Regions from separate parts of the Homo sapiens genome. Here region 2 is linked to region 1. Evidence: chromatin loops called from intact Hi-C (ENCODE). Cell type or tissue: OCI-LY7. All regions are shown on one strand. Each heading gives the region's core, and the rest is flanking DNA. Links, peaks and the distances in the headings are about the cores only.

What was found. Hi-C counts contacts between places; a loop is a spot of excess contacts. Peaks named below come from ENCODE experiments on the same cell type or tissue, not always from the same donor. Only the 100,000 strongest peaks of a DNase experiment are listed, where the experiment ranks them.
Region 2: a loop joins it to region 1, with 3 times the contacts of the local background. A loop is called at or near these places in 22 of 110 quality-filtered maps.

Annotation. Positions count from the first base shown.
Region 1 is chr3:100,461,325-100,464,251 of GRCh38, reverse strand. No RefSeq gene overlaps it. Among named protein-coding and RNA genes, the nearest start is that of TMEM45A, 30 kb to the left of the region's middle. In OCI-LY7, for the core only: CTCF peaks have their summits at 928 and 1,129 (motif pointing left); a DNase peak (open chromatin) is centred at 1,141.
Region 2 is chr3:100,795,523-100,798,449 of GRCh38, reverse strand. It overlaps ABI3BP (ABI family member 3 binding protein), which reads left to right. Exons shown (of 68, transcript NM_001375547.2): 52 at 1,982-2,041; 53 at 2,599-2,646. LOC124906260 (a long non-coding RNA gene) reads right to left here. Exons shown (of 2, transcript XR_007095986.1): 2 at 1-2,927. Among named protein-coding and RNA genes, the nearest start is that of TFG, 87 kb to the right of the region's middle. RefSeq lists a silencer at 51-345 and an enhancer at 2,154-2,323. In OCI-LY7, for the core only: a CTCF peak has its summit at 1,677 (motif pointing right); no DNase peak of the experiment used is centred there.

The DNA of each region.
Region 1 (2,927 bases), core at 165-2,664:
TCACTTGAACCCGGGAAACAGAAGTTGCAGTGAGGAGATCGCACCACTGCACTTCAGCCTAGATGACAGAGTGAGACTTTGTCTCAAAAAAAAAAATGCCTTCACTGTTGTTTCATTCATTATTTCTTTCACTCATTCAACAAACCTATTCATGCACCATGCTGTTTGCCAAGAGGATATTCTCAACTTAGAAGGAGAGTACCATAATTTCTTTTCCCACTTCAAGAAACTCTTCTTTGTCTTCTAGCCACAGAGCTAACAATGACTAATGACGGAACTTTGGGAAAGCAGCATGCTAATATGTCTGAAGTGGCATAGCAATATTGCCTCTGTGATGTATCCCTCCCTGAAATTGTCACACCATGTGATTCACTCAAAACCTTCCAATAGCTTCCCATGACACTTAGAATAACAACCACCTAGGTAACAGATTATCCACCCTTTGCATTTTCCAGCTTCGTTTTCCATTGCACACCTGTCATGCACTCCTTTCCAGGAATATGTTGCTATTTTTAAAAGAAGCCAAGCAAGCTCTTACCTTAGTGCCTTTACACTGCTGCGCTGCTGCCTGAGACCCTTTTCCCTCATTTCATTCATACCTCAGCTCAAATACCACCTCATCAGACAGGCTTTTTTGGAAACTCACTCTTAAAAAGCATTCCCGTTATCTCTATTTCCTAACTGTTTTTGATTCTTCATGACATTATGCTATATTTTTCTTTGATTTTTGTTTACCATCTGACATGGTTTGGCTCTGAATCCCCACTCAAATCTCATCTCGAATTGTAATCCCCACGTGTTGAGGGAGGGAACTGGTGGGAGGTGATTTGATCATGGGGGCAGTTTCCCCCATGTTTTTCTCATGATAGTGAAGAAGCTTTTAAGAGATTTGATGCTTACACCTGTAATCCCAGCCCTTTAGGAGGCTGAGTGGGGAGGATCATTTGAGCCCAGGAGCTCAAGGCTGCAGTGAGCTATGATCACACCACTGTACTCCAGGCTGGATGACAGACTCTAAAAAAAAAAAAAAGAAAGAAAGAAAGAAAAGAAAAACGTAACGATAGTGATTTTGTCTTTGGCCAAACACTGAGGCTTGCGTCCAGCATTACCTGTCCAAATGCTGGTTCAAGTCTGCCCCCTAGAGTAGAGTAACCAGAATGTCTTGACAGTAATAATGAGCTGTATTAAGGTCATAACAACACTTGGCTTTTCTGGGAGGCTGTCATACTGTTTTCTGCATTACTTGAAAGTGTGTCAGCTATTACTTTTATAAGCAAAAAAAGTTTCCATTTTAGGAGGGAAAATATCAACTCCAAATACAGTTTTTCATTGTGAGAGAGTCATCTATGACAGTGTTTGGCCTACAATAGGCAGAATTAATTCAAGTTTTAGGGTCCTGCTTGTTTAGAGTCACACTCTCAAACTGTATATGGTCGTCGCTCAGTATGCACAGGAGGTTGGCCCAGGATCCTCACAGATACCAAAATCCGATGATGTTCATATCTCTTATATAAAATGACATAGTAATTGCATATAACCTATTCACATCTTCCTACATACTTTAAATCATCTCTAGATTACTTATAATACCTAACACAATGTAAACACTATGCAAAAAGTTGCTATACTGTATTGTTTTTATTTGGATGGTCTTTTATTGTTGTATTATTATTATTATTGGTTTTATTTTTGAATGTTTTTGATCTGTGATTGGTCGAATCTGTTGATGTAGAACCTGTGCATATGGAAAGCCAGCTATATATTGAGATGCTACTATGTGATAGGTGCCTATTAAGTTTTGGGAATGGAAAGATGATTAAGATATGGTTTCTCTCACTAAGAGTTCACGGGCTAGAGAGGAAGACAGACGTGTAAGGAAATCATTCCATTACATAATGAAGCCTACATGAGCTATACTATAGCACAAGAAAGAATATGAATAGACAGGGCACTTTTATTTCGAGAAGAAAGACGGAAACAAGGAAGAACGGAAGAAAGACAGTTTAGGTATAACAAAATTTACTTAAAATGTTGTAACTAGTATTAGGCCAATTAACCCAAAATAGCACCTTGGATTAATTAAATTTAAATACATTTTAAGCTCAGTTAAACTTAAAAACTAAAATGTTAGTAATATAAAAAGAGGTTTGAAAGTTAGCCAAGGTATAGATCAGTGCTATCTAATAGAAATATAATATGAGACATATATGCTGTTTTAAATTTTCTAGTAACTACATTTATATAAGGAAAAAAGATAATTAATTTTCATAATATATTTGATTTAACCAAATATATCTAAAATATTATTATTTCTATTGTAAGAAATGAAGCAAGATATAAAGGGCCTGAAATCAGGTTGTAGCAATGAGAATAGAGGGAATTCGGTAGATCCAAGTGATATTTAGAGGCAAAATAGACACAAGTTGATGATTAATTAGATGGAGAATGGGAGAAAAGGAGGAGTACAAGTGGCTTCAAACCCAGGTAAGTTCTTCCACGAGCAACTGGTAAATGATGCTACCAGTCACTGAGATAGGGAACACAGAAAGAGGGGCAGAAGGAGAGCAGACAGGGCAATAAAGAACAGTTTACTTTCAAAAGATGAGTTTGAGATGTCTGTGAAACCTGTAACTAATATGTCCAAAGGATGCTTTTATATATGAGTGTGCTGCTCAGGAGAGAGTCTGCACCACAGGGACAGATTTGGGAGCCATCAGCACATAGGTGGCCGATACCCTGCACGTGTTTGAGATTACCCAGGGAAGATAAGGTAACTGAGGCAAATGCTTAGACAGAGCTCTGAAGAAAATCCGTATTTAAGGTATATGGATCTCTCACCAAAGCACCAAAACAACCAGCAGTGATAGGAGAGGTACAAGGAAAACCAGAAGAATATAAGTCTCAACAGCCAGCCAGAGAGGGGCTTC
Region 2 (2,927 bases), core at 228-2,727, 330 kb before region 1:
CTTGTTCAATTTAACATACAGAGGAATGCCACATAGGAAAAAAAGAAAAAACAACTTGAATTTCTTGGAGCTGTAGTTGACCAAGTAGGAGAATGATTCATATTACTTTCCTGTAAATATTTCTATTTCTTTCCTTTCCACTGATTTCACCTGCTTAGGAAGTCTGCTATGACAGTTTATTAAATCATCACTTCACGGTTAAAAAGAAAAGTGCCAATTTTAGCAGCTGGAATCCACATTACCCCAGCCTAAATTCCTCAGTAAACTAGAGCAGCAGTGAATAATGTATTTACAGTATGGTGGATTTATTAGTACCACATCTCTTCTCAGCTTCTCCTTTCCTTAATCCCAGCTCCTTTTTGTTTGGTGTAGTACTGTAACTAATTAGAGTATTTATAAACTAAAGGCTGCTTTGAATGTTCATGGCCTTCACAGAGCTAAATCAAAGTGCCTTCTTCAGCCTCAAGATAAACATTTTGTTTCATTTACAGCTGGAAATTTCTCATATGTTACTATTTGAATCCCAAAAAAAACCACATGCAAAAGCAAAATGTTCACTATTGTGGTGGGCTTTCTCTACCTTATCAACCACTAATCTTTTTAAAGTTTCCTTTTTTCTTTAAGAAAACAATCCATATTTTCAAATTCCCTTGGATGTTACCTTTTAGCTCATAAAAGTTCTGAGTCAAGTTTCTGTTCAGTGTACCAGTTTTCACAATTGTAATTTCACTAATACTTAGCAGCCTAGTCTAAGAACAGATGTGGCATGCAAGTTAAACATGATTCCCAAAAACAATAAAAAGAGATTGTTCATTTTATATAACCTATTTCTCCACTAATGGTAAAGTGGTGCTTGGCCACCTCATAATAAAAAAAAAAAAAAAAAACAGTTTCTTCATCTTTCTTCTGAGGCAGAGTTCTAGCCTGAATCATAATTTTTTTTCCAGCATTATATAAGATGCAAGGAAATTACATTGCCTGACAAAAAGACACTGGTGTGTATGAAAGGTTTAGTGTGGTAGGAAAACCTTTCATTGAGAGAGTAGGCCTGGGTAGGTTTGTGGGGAAACTGAGTTGAAGTACTTTACACTATTTGTGGAATGAGATTTTGTTGCAGAAATCTGGTACTAACAAATAGACAAATCACCCTAATATTTTCCCCACTGAGAAATACGGTACCAAGTTTCCAATCTACTGTTTAATTTTGCTAAAATAGAACACAAACATTAAAAAATATACTGGATTTCAGGCACTGCATATACGAGTAGGCCTATTGTTCAGCTGACATTTTTGTCTTGTTTTCATATGCTTATGTCAAGCATGCTTGACACCTAATATACTGGAAGCCACATCACTAAAGAAGACAAAAATGGCAACAGCTATCATTTACTAAGTAACAAGCACTATCATTAACTTTACATGTGGTATCTTCTAATGACTAGCTGATTCCTTTTGCTTCATTTTCTCCCCCCAGCAACGGTAAGTGCCATTTAGAATAAGACTGTGTTATCTTCTTACATATTCAAGATTTTTCCATTTCTTATTGTTTCCCCCAATTTGTAGCCACTTTTGTACTTTATCTAAGATACATATTTTTTGTTGCTGTTAGTGGACTTTAAGCATGAATATCAAACAGCAGCTAACCACTTTGTGCAAAAACTGACTTTCTATTTTGAAAGCCACTTGAGGGAGCTCTACCTCATTGTTTAATTATGTTAGCTATCTCCTCCTCTTCCTCAAGGAAGACTTCAAAATGAACTGTGACTGACTTCGTTTCTGTTTCACTGCCACCAGAACCTTCCCTGCACGGTAACATTTTTCCATTTTGAAGAAAACAGGCATCTTCTCAACTTTGGTCATTAACCATTGTAAAAATACTTTTGCTTCATTCATGCTTTCTGGGATTTTTATATCTGTGGGTTAAGCTCACTCCAGTTGGGTTATTTAGAGTATGCAGTGTTTTATAATCTTTTTCTTTCAGCTCCAAAAGATGTGCTCCTTCCTCATAAACCATACCCTGAGGTCTCTCAGAGCGAACCTGGTAAATTAATTATTTCATCCTTCTGGCTAAGAAGTATATTTTTCAAAAAAAAAAATTCTTGAAGTAAATATATTTTTAATGGTTGTGATATGGAAGAAATTTAGAGAAAAAATATGGGTATAAAATGCATATTTCTTGTGGGTAAATTGAATCATCTGGTTGAAATATTTTTCCTTGGTGAAGTGAGGGAATAGTATATAGGTTCATTGAGTAGATCACGCTAAAATTATAAATATCATTGTTAACTAAGCCAACGCTTATATCCTTTCAAAATGTAAATGTAGCTACATTACAACTATGGATGTACTTTTAAGTAAAAAAAAGTGGGTGCCTACTCGAAATTTTCCCCAAAGTGACAGTGAATGAGAACTTCAAAGTTTTAGTTAAACTAAGTTCTCTGATTGGCATCTAATGTGAAGAATTTTCTCTTATTTATTACAATTCTTAGAGAACATTTAAATTATTAAATCAATGCATCTAAAAAATAAGGAAACTATTTTGACTTTGCCAGGTAGTAATTCTCATAAATATGTTCCTTTGGCTTGCTTTTGGCATAGTTCTGCAGCCTGTTACCTTTAGATTTGAGCCACCAAAGACAACAATAGGTAATGGTTTTCCCATATTGACCAACTCTGTTTTCTTTGCTACCATCAAGATTGCAGGCCTTTCTCAAATGATCCTGTTGAAACATCATTTCTTCTCAATCCATTCATCATTTCATTCTCATTATTATTACTCTTTCCAAAACAGAAAAGCAATTATTTCAGTGTTGTAATGGGTTTGCTTTGAAGACCACCTTAAGACATTACTGAATACATCTTCATTTACTTCATCTATCTCCATGTTTCAAAATGAGTCCAGTATGTTTACTAATGGTGCCCATTTA